Linked DNA regions of Homo sapiens: region 1 is linked to region 2. A link is a loop called in an ENCODE intact Hi-C map of the cell type or tissue named here. Cell type or tissue: Caco-2. All regions are shown on one strand. Each heading gives the region's core, and the rest is flanking DNA. Links, peaks and the distances in the headings are about the cores only. Region 1 overlaps SPATA9 (spermatogenesis associated 9). Region 2 overlaps RHOBTB3 (Rho related BTB domain containing 3).

Region 1 (9,968 bases), core at 1,265-9,264, 94 kb after region 2:
GGCAGGAATGGCCTAAAGCGATTCTAATGGCCTGAGACATGTGCACAGATGGTTGGGGTCAAGCCTTTCCAGCTTGCCACCTTGTTAGAAGAGGGTTCTTTTGTACTTGGCTCTATGGATGCTGAATAAAATTATTCCTCAAACCCCTCCAGGTTCTGCAGGAATGAGACTGCAGTGATAGAATTGTGGCTAGTTCTATAAAAAGCCTCAGGAATGGAAAACTCTTAGTAGAGAATTTCCTGGTAGTTTTCAACATCTCCAGTGCCAGTATTTACAGAATGGTGCATCTGCTTAGCCTTGTGAGTTGCCTGCCTGAGTTGAGTCCGCAGCTGCTCTAGGCTGCAGTGACCTAGATAATCGCCTTGAATGCTGACTTCAGCCAAGACACGTCAGCTCCCAGACATCATTGTTGATTCTGGCAGGCCAATGCAGAGCCACAGGACCAAGAGCTCTTCCTGTGATAGACTCATCCCTATAATGGCATTAGAGTTGACTGTTTTTACTTTGTATGCATACTGCGGCATGGTATAGAATAAGATAGGGACCAAAGTGAAGAAAATCCTCAGCGTTTACAATGCCTGGGCTGTAAGGTGGATCCCAGTGAACTCGTGTTCTTTTTTCAGGATAAGGATCAGAAACTTACCTATGTAAAGTTTCTTCCTTACCCCACCCTCTAAGTTAGACTCCAATTTGGGGTTTAAACTATAAACCTCATAAATATCAGGAAGTTCTGTAGGTCCCACATGGGCCTGCCATGAGGCTAACTTGGCTGGTATAATCTAGACCCGGGGAAAGAGGATATTTCCTAGATAGAACTCCTGGGCTCTTGAAGACATACAGTACTCCTCCACGTTGGCAAAGGGATTAGGACATTTGAGCCTTTACAGGACCACCGGATTAAAAGCTTGTTTAAGAACAATGTTCTACAGAATGTTAACACTGGGGTTAATAAAGTCAGGTAGCTTTCTTTAAAGTCAGGAGTCTTTCCTGTATTCAAAGGTGTTGTGAGTTGCTAAGTAAAGACACATTTGTGCAGCTTTTCCAAACTTAACAGGAATACTTTATTTCCTGGACCTCTCTATAAGTAGCAGTCAGTGTTTCCTGCAACATTTGTCTGAGAGTTAGAACTTCCCCTATGACTCCCCTTGTAACTCTCGTCAGGGTGGTTTTGGACAATGTAAACTACATGGGGCCTGGTAATTCTCCAACCTTCAGGTCATGTATAAGTGAATCTTTACTGCTCACTGTTGGGTTTTTTGTGTGATTTATCTCAATAGTGAAAATAAGATGAACACACATACTTCTTTTATGAGATAAGGCAGTCAAAATTCTGTGGAAAAAGTTGAATTAAAGGTTCAAAATGTTTTTACTGCTCAAATATCCATATATTTTACATGTTTTACATAACCAAATTTAAAAAGAAATATATGAACATAACATTGATACCAAGACATTTTTTAACTCAAATATGCACATAAAGTGAAATTAATATAACAAGGTTGAGATAAAAATTTTGAAATAGGCCAAGATCATCTAAAGACTGCCACTTACCAAATTTCTCCTGTTTTTTCTCTTAGCTTTTACCATACACTATTTCTGCTCAAAGCAAGACAAAAATGAAACAGCATGGTTTATAATATGAAAAACATGTTTTTTAAGTGAATCATAAAGTTGAAAAATGGCTACTTGCCAGGAGCCACATATATTTTGGAGGAAATATATTTTCTTGTTACAGGAATAAAAAGTAATTATTAAAAGCATTAAAATATTTAAATATGACCCTTAAACAATATAAAGATTAATTATTCAGAAGCATACCATATATCAAGTACATAATTTATTTTGAAACTAATCAGCTTTAATTACTTTTAGGTGAAGGACAAAACCTGAGAAAGAAAGATGTAATAAAACAGAAAGAGTAATTTCTCATGTAGACACCCGTACTAGTCCATTCTTGCACTTCTATAAAGAAATACCTGAGTCTGGGTAATTTATAAAGAAAAGAGGTTTAATTGGCTCATGGTTCTGTAGGCTGTATAGGAAGCATGGCAGCATCAGCTTCTGGGGAGGCCTCAGGGAACTTACAATCAAGGTGGAAGGCAAAGGGGAAACCAGCACTTCACATGGCTGGAACAGGAGGAAGAGAGAGAGGTGGGAGAGGCCATACACTTTTATACAACTAGATATCATGAGAATTCACTATCCTGAAGACAGCACCAAGGGGGGATGGTGTTAAACCATGAGAAACTGCCCCCATGATCCAATGACCTCCCACCAGACCCACCTCCAGTATTTGGGATTACCTTTCAACATGAGATTTGGTGGGGACACAGATCCAACCCATACAACACAACTTTTATTTTTATTGTATATGGCCTACCAATGATTGAACATGGACCTCCCACTGTGAATTCATATATTCACAAGCTTAAGAACCTTTTCACTCTGCTAGGAGGTATATCTGCTTTTCTTCCTCCTAGAGAGTCTGCTCTCTACTTGTATATTTGTCTCCGTGTAGCCTAAAAGTGGGATTCAAAGGCATGCTATCAATTTGATTCTTTCTAGAGAGAAAAAGCAGCAGCTGCTTCATTTCCTGGAAACTCTTTCCAGAAGCCAGGAATTCTGGGAAATGCTGCAGGTGACCTATGGAGGGAGTGGGCAGAAACTTTCCCTACCTATCCCTACATCTAGGAGTTAGTACGGCCCGAAGAGAAAGGAGGAAGAAAGAAAACAGCCTTTCCCCAACCCCCAGCACCCCCACCCCCCCACTCTTAGCTACTAGGCTAGATCCTATTCTTGGTTTCCTTGTTCTGTAAATCACTTAAGAGGGAAGAAGGAAATTGCAGTGGGCATTTTTGTTCTGCATTCAGTAGTGGCAGCACTAAGCGAACACTGAGCATACTAGAACAGGATGTACACATATTTTAATAATTTCATTTACAAAATACCATATGTACTTTCAACCTAACATAGAAAATATAGAAAACAAGAAAGAATTTAATTTCTCTGAACCTGTGTTCTTATTTCATAGGTTTGTTAGAGGATAAAATGAGAGAATGCAAGGAAAGCCAGTAGAATAGAACCTAGCATGTAATGAGTGTTCTACAAATGTTAACTATACAAAGCCACATAACTAAATCATAACAGCAATTAAACTTTTGGTGCATTTCTGTCCAAACTTCTTTCTATGCAATGTTAATTGTGTTTAATCATAAAAACATGGGATGTAGAATTTTTAAGCTTTATACTGAAGTATACAGAATAGTGCACAAATTAAGTGTATAGCTCCATAAATTTTCATAGATTGAACACATCTTGGTAAGCAGCACTCAAGAAATCTCATGATGCTGCTGCCTTACAGTCACTAATTCTCACCCTTGCTAGGATAATTGTTTCCTTTTCTTCCAACAGCATAGTTTGGCTTGTTTTTGTATGTTATATAAATGGAATCAATCATACTTGTTATGCTTACTATTTTGAACCTTGATCTTTCTCTATTATTATTACTATTATTAATATTCCCTCTCTAATAAGGGACTATTAATGTCCCTTAATACTACCCATGCACAGACATTTTACTAAAAATTTTACAAGCATTTTCTTATTTTTACAGCAAATCTATGAGATAAACATTAGCTATTATTCTCAATTTGGAGATGAGGGAAACAAAGCTTAGAGGAAAGAATTAATTTGTCCAAGATTTCATTACTCAAGAACTCTGGGGCTAGAAATTAACTACATCTATTTACTCCAGAGTCCATCCCTGTAATGCAGTCCTTTACCACTCTTCATGAGCAGTAGTGTATCCCAAGGCAGCGTAGCTTAATGATCAGGTTAACAACTTGGGCCCTGGAGTACTATTTCCAGTTTAAACCTCACTTTGCTACTTATCAGCTATATTACCAGGGGCAAGTTGCCTACTTTTCTTTTTTCTGCTTTCCAGTTGTGGAATGAGGATAATAATAATACCAACTTCATAGGATTGTTTTAAGAATTAAATGTGAATACTTATAAAGTACATTGAACAGGACCTGGTAGACAGTGCCATGTAAGTGTTCGTTCAACAAAAAGTTATCACGTGTTCTTCAGAAGTACCTTTTATTTATTTATTTTGAGATGGAGTTTTGCTCTTGTTGCCCAGGCTGGAGTGCAATGGCATGATTTCAGCTCACTGCAACCTCTGCCTCCCAGATTCAAGCGATTGTCCTGCCTCAGCCTCCCAAGTAGCTGGGATTACAGGCATGCGCCACCAGGCCTGGCTAATTTTTGTATTTTTAGTAGAGATGGGGTTTCACCATGTTGATCAGGCTGGTCTCCTGACCTCAGGTGATCCACCTGCCTTGGTCTCCCAAAGGGCTGGGATTACAGGTGTGAGCCACTGTGTCCGGCCCAGAAATACCTTTTAAAAGGCTGCATACTATTCACAATAGCCTGGATATAGAATCAACCTACGTGTCCAACCACAGGTGAATGGATAAAGAAAATGTGGTTTATATACACAATTGAATACTATTTAACCATTAAAAAGAATTCTGTCATTTGTGATGGCAAGGATGAATCTGGAGATCACATTAAATGAAATAAGCCAGGCACAGAAAGACAAGTACCACATGATCTCACCCACACGTGAAATTTTAACAACTACAACAACAAAAAGTTGGTACATAGAAGCAGAGAGGAGAACAGTGGTTACCAGAGACTAGGTAGGGAAAGGGGAAAAGGGAAGGATGGTGAGAGGTTGTTAAATGGGTACAAAATTACAATTAGATAGGCAGAATAAATTCTGGTGTTCTACTGCGCAGTAGGGTGACTACGGTTAACAGTAAAATATTATGTATTACAAAATAGCTAGAAGAGAGGATCTTTTAATGTTCTCACCACAAAGAAATGATAAATGCACAATGTGATACAGATGCTAACTACCCTGATTGGATCATTATATAACATAGACTTCTATGGGAACATCAAATTGTACTCCTTAAATATGTACCATTACAATGTGTCAATTAAAAATACATAAAAGGTTTGAAAAAATAAAAAGATTGCATAATATACCACTGAGTGGATATAACATAATTTTCCTAACTATTCTGGAATCATTGTTTTAGTTTTTTCAATGTTATAACTCTTTAATCAACGATCATTGTTTTAGTTTTTTCAATGTTATAACTCTTTAATGAACGTTGTCTAATGAACATTATGTGCATGTTTTTACCATGCATTTATATGATTTTATCAGCTACAGCCTGTACCTTTTGGAAGTTCATCGAAGCCATTAAGTTGCTTGGCTCTTACTTCAGAGGAGCCTGGCTAACTGTCACTTCACTGCTGAATGGAAAGGGAATGTATTTCCTAAAGTCCTCATTTCATACCCTGCTCAAGGCAACAAAGGTGGCCCATGAGACAGTATAACTAAGTATGTTAAGCTGATATGTTTCAGGCCGGTACACCTACTGCCAGAAACTAGAAACACAGGAGAGGCAACTTCATTATTGGTGTTAAACTTCTCTGTGTTTCATAAGAGCCTGTTGCATATGAGCACAGAACATTTTCTGAAGCTTAATGATCATCTAAGGTTAATGCTCGCCTTCAGCAGTCTCATGATTAACATTTCCAAGCAGGTCATTAATCTCTAGGAAAAGCTTATTATTTTGATTGCTGTTTACTTAATTGAGGTTGTGAATAATTAGTAAAGAATGATTACATGAATTTTAACAAAGGAAAGACTGTTTTTCTAATATGCACAGCAGCACCTCCTAGTGTGCACAGTTGGTAATTGGCAAAAATTAGTCATTTAGATCGCAGAAATGCAAGATTTTTATAGATTTGTCACAGGTTTTGATTAGCACAAGAAACTGTCTTCTTGTTAAAAAAGGAAAAATAATTTTCACAATGTGAAAAAGCCCAGATAGCTCTAAAGTAGATGACTTTCTTTAGAAAAAAATAAATTCTCATTTTACAGTAACATTGTACAATATGACATTGAAACACTGAAAATGTTTGTTTATTAAGAAAATCTTTTCTGTTTTTGCAGGTCAGAAAGGGTTCTTTGTTTGAAATCATCTCCTTTCCAGCAAAGACTGCTTTAACTAGCATAATATATGCTTCATATGCAGCACTAATTTATTTGGTAAGTTAAGAAAATTATTAGAATCTAGAAATAAATCTACTTATTTTGTGTAATGTTAATAATACTGTGCAATAGTATACTGTACAATATTTAATGTTACCATTCACAGTCTCGTTACACAAAACAATTTTATATTAAAAATTTCCTTTTCTGATGAGCCAGGTCAATCCACCAAAACCCAGTTTGCTTAAATAACTAAAATTTTATTTTCATAAAGTTTATTACCACTTGAATATTTTTGGTCAAGAATTTTTAGTTTTACTGTTATTTAGCTACAGTTGTTTTTTTCAGCCATTGTACCATGGTTGGCTAAAGTTCAGTATTCTAACATTTGGGGTTTCTCACTTTGGGGAACGCAGGTATTAGTGTATTTTGGATTACAAGTGCTGTGCATGAGAAAAATATAAAAGATTTTTTAATTATAAGGGTTTTATTTTCTATTAATAGCCACTTAAAAAAACTGTAACACACAAAAAGGAAAGTGTACAGCTTAATGAATTATCACAAAATCTATTAAGCTCTATACTACCCAGGTCAAGAAACAAAACATTACCATAATTCCAGAAGCCTCTTTCTTGCCCCTCACAATCACTACCCTTTCCTATACAGGATATCACTATTTTGACTTGTAATACTACTGATAGTTTGACTGCTTGAATTCTATATAAATAAAGTCATATAGTATGTATTCTTTTGTGTTTGTCTTTTGCCCAACACTGTTTTAAGATCATTCACTGCCTGTAGCAGTAGTTTGTTCATTTTCACTGCTGTGTAGTATTCAACTGATTGACTGTATCAACATTTATTTATCCATTCTACTGCTGATGGACATTTGGATTATTTCATTTTGGCTACTATGAATAAGGTTGCTATAAATATTCCTGTACATATCTTTTGGTGAAACTGCTAGGCCATAAGGTATGCATGTGCTGATACCTAGTAGATATTGCCAAAGAGTTTTCTAAAATGGTTTTTTAACAATTAACACAAATCTCAGTTTTAAGTCCAAGTTGCTCCACATCATTACTGACAGTATTGTCAATCTTTTCCATTTTAGCCATTTTTGTGGGCATGTAGTATAATCACATTGTGGTTTTAATTTGCATCACATTGTGGTTTTAATTTGCATCTCCTTGGCTATTAATGAGATTGAGTACCTCTGCATATATTAGTTGGACATTTGGATATCCTCTTTGTTAATTTCTGTTAAAATCTCTTCTTGCTTTTCTATTGAGAGATGTCTTTCTTAAAACAATTTTTGATTTTTACTTTAAAAAACATATTCTAGGAGCCTGTCCTTTTTTGATTATATATGGACAAATTTCTTCTCTTACTCCGTGACTTGCCTTTTCATTCTTTTAATAATGTCTTTTAAGGAAGAAATTCTTAGCCAGGCATGGTGGTGTGTGCCTATAATCCCTGCTACTCAGGAGGCTGACGGGGGAGGCTGAAGCAGGAGGATACCTTGAGCCCAGGAGTTTGAGACCAGCTTGGGCAAAATAGTGAGATCCAGTCTTAAAATAAATAAAAGCATATCATAATTTTAATGTCATCCAATTTATTAATCTTTTCCTTTATCTTACGTGCTTTCTGTGTCAAAGAGAATCTTGACTTACACCTAAGGTCATGAAAATATTCTCCTGTTGTATTCTAGAAGCTTTGTTAGTTTACCTTTCACGTTTAGATTTATAATCCATCTGGAACTAATATGAGGTAAGAGTCAAATTTTTCCCCATGAGTATCCAATTAATCTATTTTTTCTTTAAAAAAAGCCCTTTTTCTATTGTCCTAGAATACTCTTTTTTGCATAAATCAAGTGTCCTTTATGTGTAGGTCTGTTTATGGATTCTCTGTTCTATTCAGTTGGTCTATTTGTCTATTCTTGTACCAATTGAGCACTGTATTAATTACAGGAGCTTTATATCTTAATAACTGGGAGAATAAGTCCTCTTTCCGGTTCATGAATATAATATATCCTTCTACTTATTTTGATATTCTTTAATTTCTTTTAATCATTTTTATGTTTTTTTGTTAGCATTCTTACACATTTGTTAATATATCAAAACATACAAGAAGTCCCAATTAAGAGCCAAGCAGGTGTGTGCATGTGTGTGTGTATGTGTGTGTATGTAAGTTGACTAGATAGTTCTAAAATATATAGGGAAGTGCATAGGGTCAAGAATAGCTAAATATCCTTGAAAAAAGGTAGAACTTACTTTTAAACATATTAATTCAGTTTTTTAAAAACTAAATTTATCAACTATTTTGCCACTGTTTTAAATTTTCAAGAAGTGCTCAATATTTTAAATGTGAATCTTATACAAAATTGGCATTCAACTAAGCTAGGATGTAAATACATTGCACAAAATGAACAGGATGACATGTCTATGGGGAAATAAAAACTAGACTAACACAAAAATTAGATTTCAATTTCTCAAAGGCTGTTGAAATCATCTCACACAATTTATCACGCCATGAACTTTATAAGCAGGTAATAGAAACAAATTTTTGGTGATCTGATAATTGGTCATATATGTATCTAAGGCCTGGGAGAGGTCAGGTTACAATTTTGGTTTTGAAAGCAATATATATGTTAGATGTTAATGTCCTACGAGTGGAACCATATCAAGAGAAAAGACAGGTAAGTCAACAGAAATATGAAGAACAGCAATATTTAAGTGAGCTAAAAAAGAATCCATTTGGGAGACAAGAAGCAACAATCAGAAAGGCAGAAAGAAAATCAGGAGAAATAGTGCCAAGGAAATAGACTCAGGATGTTGTGAGTAGTTAAGTGTCAAATACAAGCAGAAAAAGTCAAGTAAAATGAAGATTTGAAGTGTCCATTAGATATAGTAGTAAAGATGTCAAGGTTAACCATCTCAAAAATGATTTCAGCGGCATAACTGGATAAGGAAGACAGAAATAAGCAGGTTTCAGAGTGAACAGAAGGTAATAACGTGGAAACAGACTCTGGTTTGACTAAGAAGACAGAGTGTGTAGCAGTCAATAGAGAAGCAGATTCCCAGAGATTTTTAATTTTTAAATATTAGGATGGAAGATACTCAAGTATGTTATAAATTGCAGGGGAAGATCCAGTCAAGAGTAAAGAGGCTGAAGAGACAAGGAATAATTGATAGAGAAGATGGTAGGATGTAGGTTAAAAACAAAGATAGAAGGATACTGACCTTGATCAAGACCGTTCATTCCTGAGACTGGGAAAAAGGTGGTTAGAATGTGCACAAATATAATTTTTTGTTGGTGAGGGAGGAGAGAATGTTTCAAATAGGATAGAACTTTCCAACCTTTTTTGCAACATGAATTCACAGAGAATGATCATATTTTGGATAAATGGATGAGGCTGTTTACAGCTAAAGGTCATGACTTTAAAGGTTTCTAGTGCTGGGTCTGGATACATAAAAGTGCAAGTAACAAAGGATATCTGAATGACAGTATCTTAATCGATAAAGATACTTAAATATCTTAATTATAAGTTGGGAGTTAGGCAATTCCCAGGTTTGTACAATTAGGTCCAACATGTTATCAAAGCCCAGGTCTGAATGTCCGTGCTTCCCCCAAATTCTTATGTTAAAATCTAATCCCAAGGTGGTGGTATTAGCAAGTGGGGCCTTTGGGAAGTGATTAGGTAATGAGAGCAGAGTCCTCATGAATGGGATTAGTGCCCTTAGAAATGAGGCCTGAGACAGCTGCCTTGTTTCTTCCACCATATGAGGACATAGATAGAAGGTACCATCTATGAAACAGAAAACCAGCCCTCACCAGACCCTGAATCTGCCAGTGCCTTGATCTCGGATTTCCCACTCTCCAGAACTGTGAGAAA
Region 2 (9,968 bases), core at 702-8,701:
ACTTGAGCCCAGGAGGTGGAGGCTGCAGTAAGCCAAGATCATGCCAACGCACTCCCACCTGGGCAACACAGGTCTCTGTCTCACACACACACACACACACACACACACAATCTAAGATACAAATAACCCATGTTTATGTTTTAAATATTTAAATGGTAAAATATACTTAAGGAAAACATTTACATTTATACAGTATTTGACTCTTCTAACGACTCAATTTTATATTCATCATAGTATGTGAGTTATAATTCAGAGGGTCAAAGTAAACTAACTTACAACAAATCAACTTACCTTTCCTGGTGTTTTTAAAATGCATTTAACTTTCTCGATTACATTTGAAACATCCCCAGAATCTTTCAACTTCTTCCTGATATCTTCTTCCAATTCTTCCCACTGAAAAGCACCTGTAAACAAATTAGTACATGCTGGATTTTTCTGTTAAATGAGGAAGTAACAAAAGTAAATCTCTTATTAAATACAACATTCCCTTTTTTTAGTGCTTTAATTTTTCTTTACCAGATATACATCCTTATAACTATACTAAAACATTTAAACAGTACTCACATTTCAAAACGATCAGTTTAACTTCCCCTAAATTATTTCTCAAAATCTGAAGTCTTCCTCCCCAGACTGCTGCTACCTCTCTGCAATAGGTGGGCAGCTAGTGATAACAGCAATGGTCAGAATATGAGTTCCCATGACAAGTGGTCCAGCACCCAAATTATTTACTTGCCCTGAGTAAAAAGGTAGATGTGGTCTTTCCCAAGGGTGAATTAAATCTTACCAGTTATGGGCAGCAGTGACTATCATCAGGTAGAGGAACATGCAGCAGCAACAGAATGCATTCAGAAGGTCTCAAGCATTGTCAGGGGCAGACTGGGATGCTTGAGAGCCAACTCTACAAAACCAGCCTGAGGAAGGGAGCTACTCGTCCACGTAGCTCATGTCATCGGAGCAAAATCACCCCACTGTCCTTTGCCTTTCCCTAGCCCACTTCAAAACTCTCTTCCTAGGCTCATTTCACTTCTCCCACTCTGTCAGCCTCTTTTCCTCTATGTCTTGCAAAATTCTTATTCTATGGTCAGCAAAAGCTGACCTTTTCCCCAAGGACTTCTCTTACTTGGTCTGCAGCAACTTCCTATCCAACCTCCCTGCTTCCTAACAGCCTTTTCCCCATCAAATCCATCCTATTACTCAAAGCTGGTGAGTTTTCAAAAGCACGAATCTGATCATGACATTCCAAGAGATTACACGCATCCATCCTATGATTTATAGAAGGTCCTATCTCATAAAAATATAATTCAAGAAGCCTAGTGTGGGCGGTATAGTTAGGAGACCTAGGATCCAGTTCTACCTCAGCTATTAACTACTAGTGTGATGAGTCACTTCACCTCTCTGGGTAATTCAAGACCCTTTTTTATCTGCTCTCAGTTCATTTCTTCTGATGTTTTCATTCCTGTATTCAGCACTCACCAGATGCCTTCATGGATATTGGGGAATGAGGCAGGCACATAAACACTTATTAAACCAATGAGATCAGGCAATTGCAGCCAGTCTGTACCAACTAAAACCAAATCCAATTGGAAGGGGCAGATTGCAAGTCCAGAAGCTCTCAGGCTCTTACAGCTGAGCCCTGCAGCACTAAGCACTAATGCATATCCTTTCAACTTCTCCCCACCTGGCCTTCCTAATACTTACAGTGTCTCCTGGGGGAGGGAGTCAAATGATATGTAGCATTTGCCATTTTTTGATGCTATCAACATGACATCACAGAACAAGGAAATGGGGATGATAAACACAACTGGGCTCTCACAAGCTGGTGCCAGCTCCAGCACACCACTGCTTCTTTCTGCCTTTGCTAGCTCTTTTTATGCTTTCACTGATTGCTCCCCTTCCTCCTCAAATTCTCAAAGCTGTGTAGTGTAGAAGAGCTCTATGATTTCTGTTTTTCTCTTTCTGCATGAATGCTTTTTAACTGTGTGGCCACATCCTCTTTTCCCATCTCATAAATTCTTGGGATTGTATGACCAGAAAATTTCATGTGCACACAAACATTAAAGTCAGTATAACAATGTGAGAGTGTAAGAACCCCTTAGAAGCCAATGGATCCCAGATCAATAAAATTACTCTATGCCAGTGATTATCAACCATACCTGTGTATTATAAATACCTGAGATCTTTTATAAAATACCATGAGAGGAGGTCTCATCTCCAGATCAAGTGAATTAGAATTTCTGGGCCTGAAGCCCCTGGCATCAGTGTTTTAAAATTCTCCCTGGTGACCCTAATGTGCATGGTATGCTGCTGACGGCCACTGCTTTCCCTTTAGAAATTTCAACCACTGAGTTCGAGACCAGCCTGGCCAACATGGGGAAACCCTATCTCTACTAAAAATACAAAAATTAGCTGGGCATGGTGGCGTCTGCCTGTAATCCCAGCTACCTGGGAGGCTGAGGCAGGAGAATCGCTTGAACCCAGGAGGCGGAGATTTCAGTGAGCCATGATCATGCCACTGCACTCCAGCCTGAGTGACAGAGTGAGACCCTGTCTCAAAAAAAAAAAAAAAAAAAAAGAGGAAAAAGGAAAGAAATTTCAGCCATTATCCAAACCCAGTGTTAGTGGTATGCAGGAAAGGGAACATGTAAGTATTTTTTATGTCTGCACTCATCCAATCTAAAGAAGAACATAAGTACTGTCTCTGTGTTCTTTTACATACTTATATATGTAAAAGTTACATTGTTATTTAAGTAAAAGCATATTAACTAAAAAACACCTATAAAATATCTCCATTCAGAAGATTATCTAAAAGCAAGCAAGCATCAAATAATCTAAATAGATGGAATCAGTAGCAGGTAAATCCCCACAGGCCACTGAACTGTCTGAGAACACACACAGGAAGAATCACTCACTGAAAATGAAAGTAAGACTAATTCTCAAGAGCACACTGCTGATTGGGCTGTTTTCATAATTAGAAACATTAATCAAGTCATCTTTGAGACTTTTAGGTCCTAATAAACCAGTAATCCTAAGGCTGGGACTTTCCTTTTATTTTTCCAGTGGTAAAAACATTTAACATCAGATTTACCCTCTTAGAAAACTTTAAGTATATAATGCGATATCATTAACAATAGGCACAATGTCATACAGCAGGTCTCCAGAACTTACTCATCTTGCATAACTTTACTGATTGATCAACTGCAGACAAGGGCAGGATGACATCTTGCATCACTGACTGGGATTTTCTTTAGTTAACTTCTTAAAGCACTGAATCCACTTAGACTTTTAGAGCGCATGGTATACTCATGTATACTAGGCTGTGTTTTTATGCAATACAGAAAAGGACATGCCACGGAATGATTCTAAGAACTGGAGAATGTAAACTGAAGATGAAAGCTTGCTTCCACATATTTGTCTACTCAGATGGCATTTCAATAAGTGATGTGAAACTCTAAGGGCCATCTGTGGCAGGAAGAGCTCAAAGCTAAATTCTTGAGGTTCTTACAAATACTTCACTTCCTAACCATCTGAGATCATATGACTCAAGAATGTGCAACCATAACACTGTATCAAGTATTATAAGAATGTTACAATTGTATGCCATGTAAGAATTACTCCCTGAAGACCAGGAAAGGGCTGGCTTCACTTATCACATTACTCCTCGTTCCTTAGGATTAGTAGTTAAGTACTTATACATTATGCAGTGTTTGTTGTTATTCAATAGAAAACTAACGTATACAAAACAGATATACCTTGACTGTGTCTACTGAATCAAAAATTTGAATAGGAATAGATAGGTGTAAAATGTTAACCGGACTGTTGTTAAACAGGTCGCTCCTAAATAACGAACCAAATGTTCATGGTGACATAACACACACCAAATTTCAAATTCCTAAAGGTTAAAAAAAGCATGTTATTTAAAAAGAATTAAGATATTCTTTGTAATCTGGTTCTTTAAAAAAAAAAAAAACAAGGACAGGAGATAGGCTTATTATAACTCTCTAGCCCGTGTTTGCTCAAGGCAAATATTCCTGAGCACATGATGGAGTTCAACCTCTGCTTTACCAACCCATCTGATGGGAACACAAACAAACAACTCCTGTCTTCAATGGTTCTCTAGCATAACCCAAGGGCAGACCACAGCACTTCTGTGGGAAAACCACTGCATAACTGTGCCTTAACACTTGTATTCTATTCACAGGTTTAAAAATGTTAAAACAAAAACAAAACAAAACAAGCCTGGCCCATTTACTGAAGTCTCTGAGAAAAACGTAGGTTTAAAATTTTTGTTTGATTTGATTACAAAATACATTTTTTCAAAAACAGTGTCACTTATTCATACACAAACAAATGACTAGAGGATCAAACAAAGCAATAAATGTTTAAACATTTTCTGTTGATAGTGGAATCTGGGTAAATTTTTTTCTCTTAATTTTCAGCATTTTTCAAAATTGTCTTTTCTGTGCAAATACAGCTTTGATATCTCTTTTTAACATAATGTAAATGAAACTTTTCCTTGAGCCAGAGGTTGTAATCTGTAAATAATTAAAGAATAATAAATAGATACCTGCAGAACCAGTTATTTTCCCTTTTCCTTAACCAGCATCTGGATCTCTGCAGCCCCGGGTCAATGGCCCGTGCCCCTGCTCAGACCAGACAGCACCTCCGGCTTTGGCCGTGACGTACAAGGAGAGATCACAGCCGAAATGGGACGGGTCAGTGTCAGGTTAAGAAGCCAGGACTCTGAACTGGTTGAAGACCTGTAGCTCAGCAGGCTCTCCACACCATCATGCCTGCCTGCCCTCCGATCCCTATTCCAGGCTTACTTAATTTCCACCCAACCACTAGGCATCCATTTTTCCTCGCGTCAGGGACACACAGGGCACTGAGAGCCCCAGTTCTGAATAGCACTGCATCAGTCAGCCTTACAGCTCACCCCATTTTTACTTTGAATCCTAAGCTGTTAACTTGGTAGCCTTCCTGGGCCTCTGCACTGAATTCTAGGCCCTAGTTTGCTGGTTTTGGCTGGTTCCCAGTTCTTCCAAAAGCAGGTATTCCAGCTGCTTCTGGCAGTCCAGAGATCCAGCACCACCTCGGAGACTACTGGAAATGCAGAATCTCATGCCCCACTCCAGGTAACTGAATCAGAATCTCCACAGGAACAAGATCCTCAGATGATCTGCACACACTTTAAGGTTTGAAAAGCACTGGTCTAGACGATGAAGGGCCAATGGCAGGGCCACCCACTGTCTGAATGTTGGCCTTCCTGAGGCTGATCGCCAGAGTAATGGGACCTCCTGATTGAATGCCTGTCTTGGCCGCACTGTTCCACCCTGCAACCACAACCAGAGATGAGCTTTCTAAAGCCCAGTCTGATCATGCTTAAAACTCTAGCACAAGTCTAAGAGCAGCAGGAACAGCTTCCACAGGCCTTGCCCACCTCATCACCCACCAGCCATCACCTTTCACTCTACGCTCCAGCCATGGGAAACGGCCTGTGATCCCTGGAAAGCAGCAGATACCTAGGATTACACTTTTATTAATCAAATGTCCCCAGAATATTAATCTCTTTCAAACAGTATCAGAATGAGTGCATAAAAAAATTACAACAGGTAAATGACTCCGGGGAAAGGGTCTAGGGTAGAAGGATAACTTTTTTCTTTTCTTTCTCTTTTTTTCCATCTGCCTGTATTAATTTTGCAATTAAATAAAGCACTCCCCCTAGGAGAAAGCTAGGCAGGATCAGCCACTGGAGATACATCTAGCTATTTTACTGCTACTATGTTAAAAAGGATATAAGACGTCAGAGTGCTCATATGCCTTTGAAAGTAGTCAATAATAATTGTGGAAGCCTACTGAATAATTCATGTAATTTCAACAGAAAATTATCATACAAAAGTCACATCCCTCACAGTTCCTTAAACATATGATTAAAAACATCTTTTTTCTCTTAACATGTAAACATGTTAGTTTTTCAAAATCTTAAATTCTGAACTGTGACATTCTAAGTTTAAACGTCAAAATCTATAGTACTAAATGAAGTCTTTAAATAGTTTGGCTTACTGATATGATGATGCCCGGCTACTGGAGCCTACTCTTTAATTCAACTAAAACTTACAGAGAACCCGTTGAAGGCAATGTGCTGGGTGTGTGCTGTACAGGTGCTTAATTTATGCTTTTTCCAAGCCAATATTTCACTAACCTAGCACCACATTCTACTCCAATATGTATTTTTTATCCACATAAATCTGCGTGCTGCAACTGTACTTTTCAAAATCATAATTTAAGTTTTAACTTATAAAATTACATGACCACAAACCACATGAACAAAGTAATACCTTATTTTTAACATCAATTACTTAAATAAAGGCTGCCCCAAATTTCCCTACCTGTATGAAATGATACTTGCCTTGCAAACCTTAAACTTTTTGTCTGTTCCCAATTAGGCTTTACTTGAACCCTAAAAACAAATTAATTATAAATGTTTCTCCAGACACACTGCAGAGCAGGAGTGACCTTAGCCTAACAGGTTATCGCTACATGATTTGAAGTGGGTAAAGAAAATTAAAGACAGGAGTTCTGAGAAAACTTATATTTAGATGCTTACATTAAAATTCATTTTACATCTGTTCTTTTCCACTCTTACATGGGACACTTAGATGTAAGACCTTCAATTCATTTGCTAAAATGACTCAGATAGAACTTCCATCTTTAAAATATAGTTGCTACTGAGTTTTTAAAAGGGCAAAGAGAAAAATACTTGATAAGCTAAATCTTAAAAAGAAAGGGCACAGTAAGGAAAAAAAAAAGTAACGTCTATGATAGTCATAGCCAAAGTTAATTAGACCTCAACTAACACTGGATATTGATTTCCAGTCCGTAAGCTGAATGCAATTCTCTCTTTCACGCCCTACAAAACCTAAGAGTCAAACCGAAGAGTGAATAGCTAGGTTTTAAGGTGTAGACACTTGATTTCATTTACTCTTGGAATATTTTATGTCTTTAAAACTAAATTGGACAATAAATTCTCACATTTCATATTTTGGATGTTTTTTAAAGAAATAAAATATTAACATACTTGTTTGGCAGATTATGGTTTTTACAAGTAGATTTAAAACCAAGGCAAATACAAAAACATATGAAAAGATGCTTGATATCACTAATCATTAGGGAAATGCAAATCAATACCAGAATTAGATACCACATCAAACCCATTAAGATGGCTACTATTAAAAAAAATAAACAGCAAGTGTTGGCAAGGATGTGGAGAAATTGGAACCCTTGTGCACAGTTTGTAGGCACATAAAGTGGTATAGCTAGTGTGGAAAACAGTATGGCAGTAAAAAATCAAAAACAGAATTACCATGTGATCCAGCAATTCCACTTCTGTGTATATATGCAAAAAATAAAATAAAAGCAGAGTCTCAAAAGAGATATTTGTACACTATGTTCACAGCAGCATTACTCACAATAGCTAAAACAGTGGAAGCAACCCAAGCGTCCATGGATGAATGAATGGGTAAACAAAATGTGGTCTATATGTACTACAGAATATTATCAACCTTAAAAGGAAGAAAATCCTGATACATGCCACAACTTGGATGAACCTTTAAGACATTATGCTAAGTAAAATACATCAATCACAAAATGACAAATACTGTATGATTCCACTTACATGAGGCACTTAGGAGAGTTAAAATCACAGAGACAGAAAGTAGAATGGTGGCTGTCAGGGGCTGGAAAGAGGTCGGAATGGGGAATCATCGTTTAATGGGTATAGAGTTTCAGTTTTATAAGATGCAAAGAATTATGGACACGGATGGTGGTGATAGTTACACAACATTATGAATGTGTTTAATTCCACTGAACTGTGTTCTTAAAAATGGTTAAGATGGTAAAATTTATGTTCTATGTATTTTACCACAATAAAATGAAATTGATAGGGAAAAGATGAGGCAAGTACATTTGTAAGGAAAACAGAAAGCTTGGACCAATTCTTATATATAAAGCAAATAATATTTCATGTATAATCTTAATCTCAGATGGTAGGTAAAGACCACTGTAAAACTAACCAGTACCCTTGAGTGTCACAGGCACATTTCATTTCCAAAGCTTATGAGATTGTAAGTAACCAGAACCACTTGACAAGATACCTGAATAAATGAAGCGAAGGATGTCTGATAAACAAGAACAGAAGAGGGCGTCTTTAACAATGACTCGTAATGGTGGGTTGCCTGAAGATTCATGGCTAGCACCTGGAAATGCAGTATCTCTGTTTATAGCAAAAAGATCCTGGGTAGTTCGGATGATACTGGAATCCTGAATGTCAGTGGGACTCTTCACATTGAAAAGCAGCATGAAAACATGGCTTACAGCGCAGAGAACGATCTTGTGGGCCTCTACAACTTTCTTTAAATTGGGGTTGTAAAATACCACGTCCACACACTGGCAGCAGAACAGCAAGTTATTTAAGTCAGAGTTATAATGTGACGCTTCAGCCTTTAAGACAGGCATTTTTTCTGTTTTGAAAAAGAAAATAAAAATAATAAACTCCTTTCAGGTTTACAGACCCAACAATTTCATGTTTACTTTAAATATAATTGTATAATATTTTAAAATATTATTAGGTTAAAGCATAAGAAACAGCCAATATTTAACCATTTTTTGATGCACAAAAACAGCGATTTTCTACTACTGCTTAACCTAATTTATAAACATATATAAACTAATTATTCAGGAACTGTAGAATGTTATAACACAGACACACAAATACTATGTTTATTTACATTTTATAGAGCAAATGAAAAACCCACTAATGACGTACGGAACAATAAAATAACATTTCTTCTTACTTGTGTGTCCCAAAATAAAACAAGCCGCCAAATACTGAACTTTAGTATTTCACAGTCATCCTTCTTTACTTTTACCTTTGATTTTAAAAATTCAAAGTACTGAATAAGTTCCAAAGAACCCAATCTCACATCTGAAGTCCTTTTCCTCCTGGGACCAGAAGTAGAGGTAGAGGGCTGAGCTGTTAAAATTGTGCAACTTCTCAGAGTCAAGGCTCAGAGTCTTGAACTCGATCGTTTGAAAACATTGTGACCCCTTTATTTGGATTCCAAAACTAGCATTTTTTCCTTCTAGTAAAACACTTCAGCAAAAGTGCTAACTCAGCTCCCTAATTTCTAAAAGAGAATATAACCTTCAGTTTACTAGTTTGATCACCAACAAAGAGAGATGAGCCCTCAATCAACTCAGAATACCTACACTCCAGGCCCTCACCACAGACCCTAACTGTAAAACATCTGCCATCTCATTTTTATCCAGAGGAGCTGAGGAAAGTGACATTTGTGAAGGGTTGTTTGAAGGGTATGCAACCGTCTAAATCAGTAGAATTCAAACTTCTTTAGCAATAAAAATGCTTGATTCCAAAGCAAACCCCAGCCTATAAAACAGATAATAACGAAGTCCTTTGGAGGCCAGGCTCTCCCTGCACTGTATTCCAGTCCACCCTCCTCCCTTCTACTGCCTGTGGCCCCTTTACAGAACCCTAAATGCCATGTGCCCCAGAGCCCAGGATCCGTCCTTGGAACAAATCAGCCCCAAATATGTACCCAGACTGTATTATTCTGAACCTCTGGAATATCTTTAGTGTTATACACACAGCTCTCTTAACAGAAGAGTACAAGAAACAGCCTTGTGAACGCTGAGGCTGCATTTCCTGAAGAGACACTTTTGAAAGCCCTGTCCACTATATCACTTAGTGCCCTCACATGAAGACCCACACAAGAGATTTTTCTTTTCTTTTCTTTTCTTTTTTTTTGAGACAGAGTCTCACTGGAGTGCAGTGGTATGATCTTGGCTCACTGCAACCTCTGCCACCCTGGTTCATGCAGCTCTGCCTCAGCCTTCCGAGTAGCTGGGACTACAGGCGTCGCCATCATGCCCGGCTAATTTTTGTATTTTTAGTA

Evidence for each region. A loop is a pair of places that touch in the nucleus more often than their neighbours do. Peaks named below come from ENCODE experiments on the same cell type or tissue, not always from the same donor. Only the 100,000 strongest peaks of a DNase experiment are listed, where the experiment ranks them.
Region 1: it touches region 2 in a loop (4-fold over the local background); 9 of 110 quality-filtered maps call a loop at or near these places.

The regions. Positions count from the first base shown.
Region 1 is chr5:95,660,115-95,670,082 of GRCh38, reverse strand. It overlaps SPATA9 (spermatogenesis associated 9), which reads left to right. Exons shown (of 5, transcript NM_031952.4): 4 at 6,035-6,130. Among named protein-coding and RNA genes, the nearest start is that of SPATA9, 18 kb to the left of the region's middle. In Caco-2, for the core only: a CTCF peak has its summit at 5,772; no DNase peak of the experiment used is centred there.
Region 2 is chr5:95,753,944-95,763,911 of GRCh38, reverse strand. RHOBTB3 (Rho related BTB domain containing 3) reads right to left here. Exons shown (of 12, transcript NM_014899.4): 6 at 8,151-8,516; 7 at 292-404. Among named protein-coding and RNA genes, the nearest start is that of RHOBTB3, 28 kb to the right of the region's middle. RefSeq lists an enhancer at 3,309-3,358. In Caco-2, for the core only: no CTCF peak of the experiment used is centred there; DNase peaks (open chromatin) are centred at 4,051 and 4,671.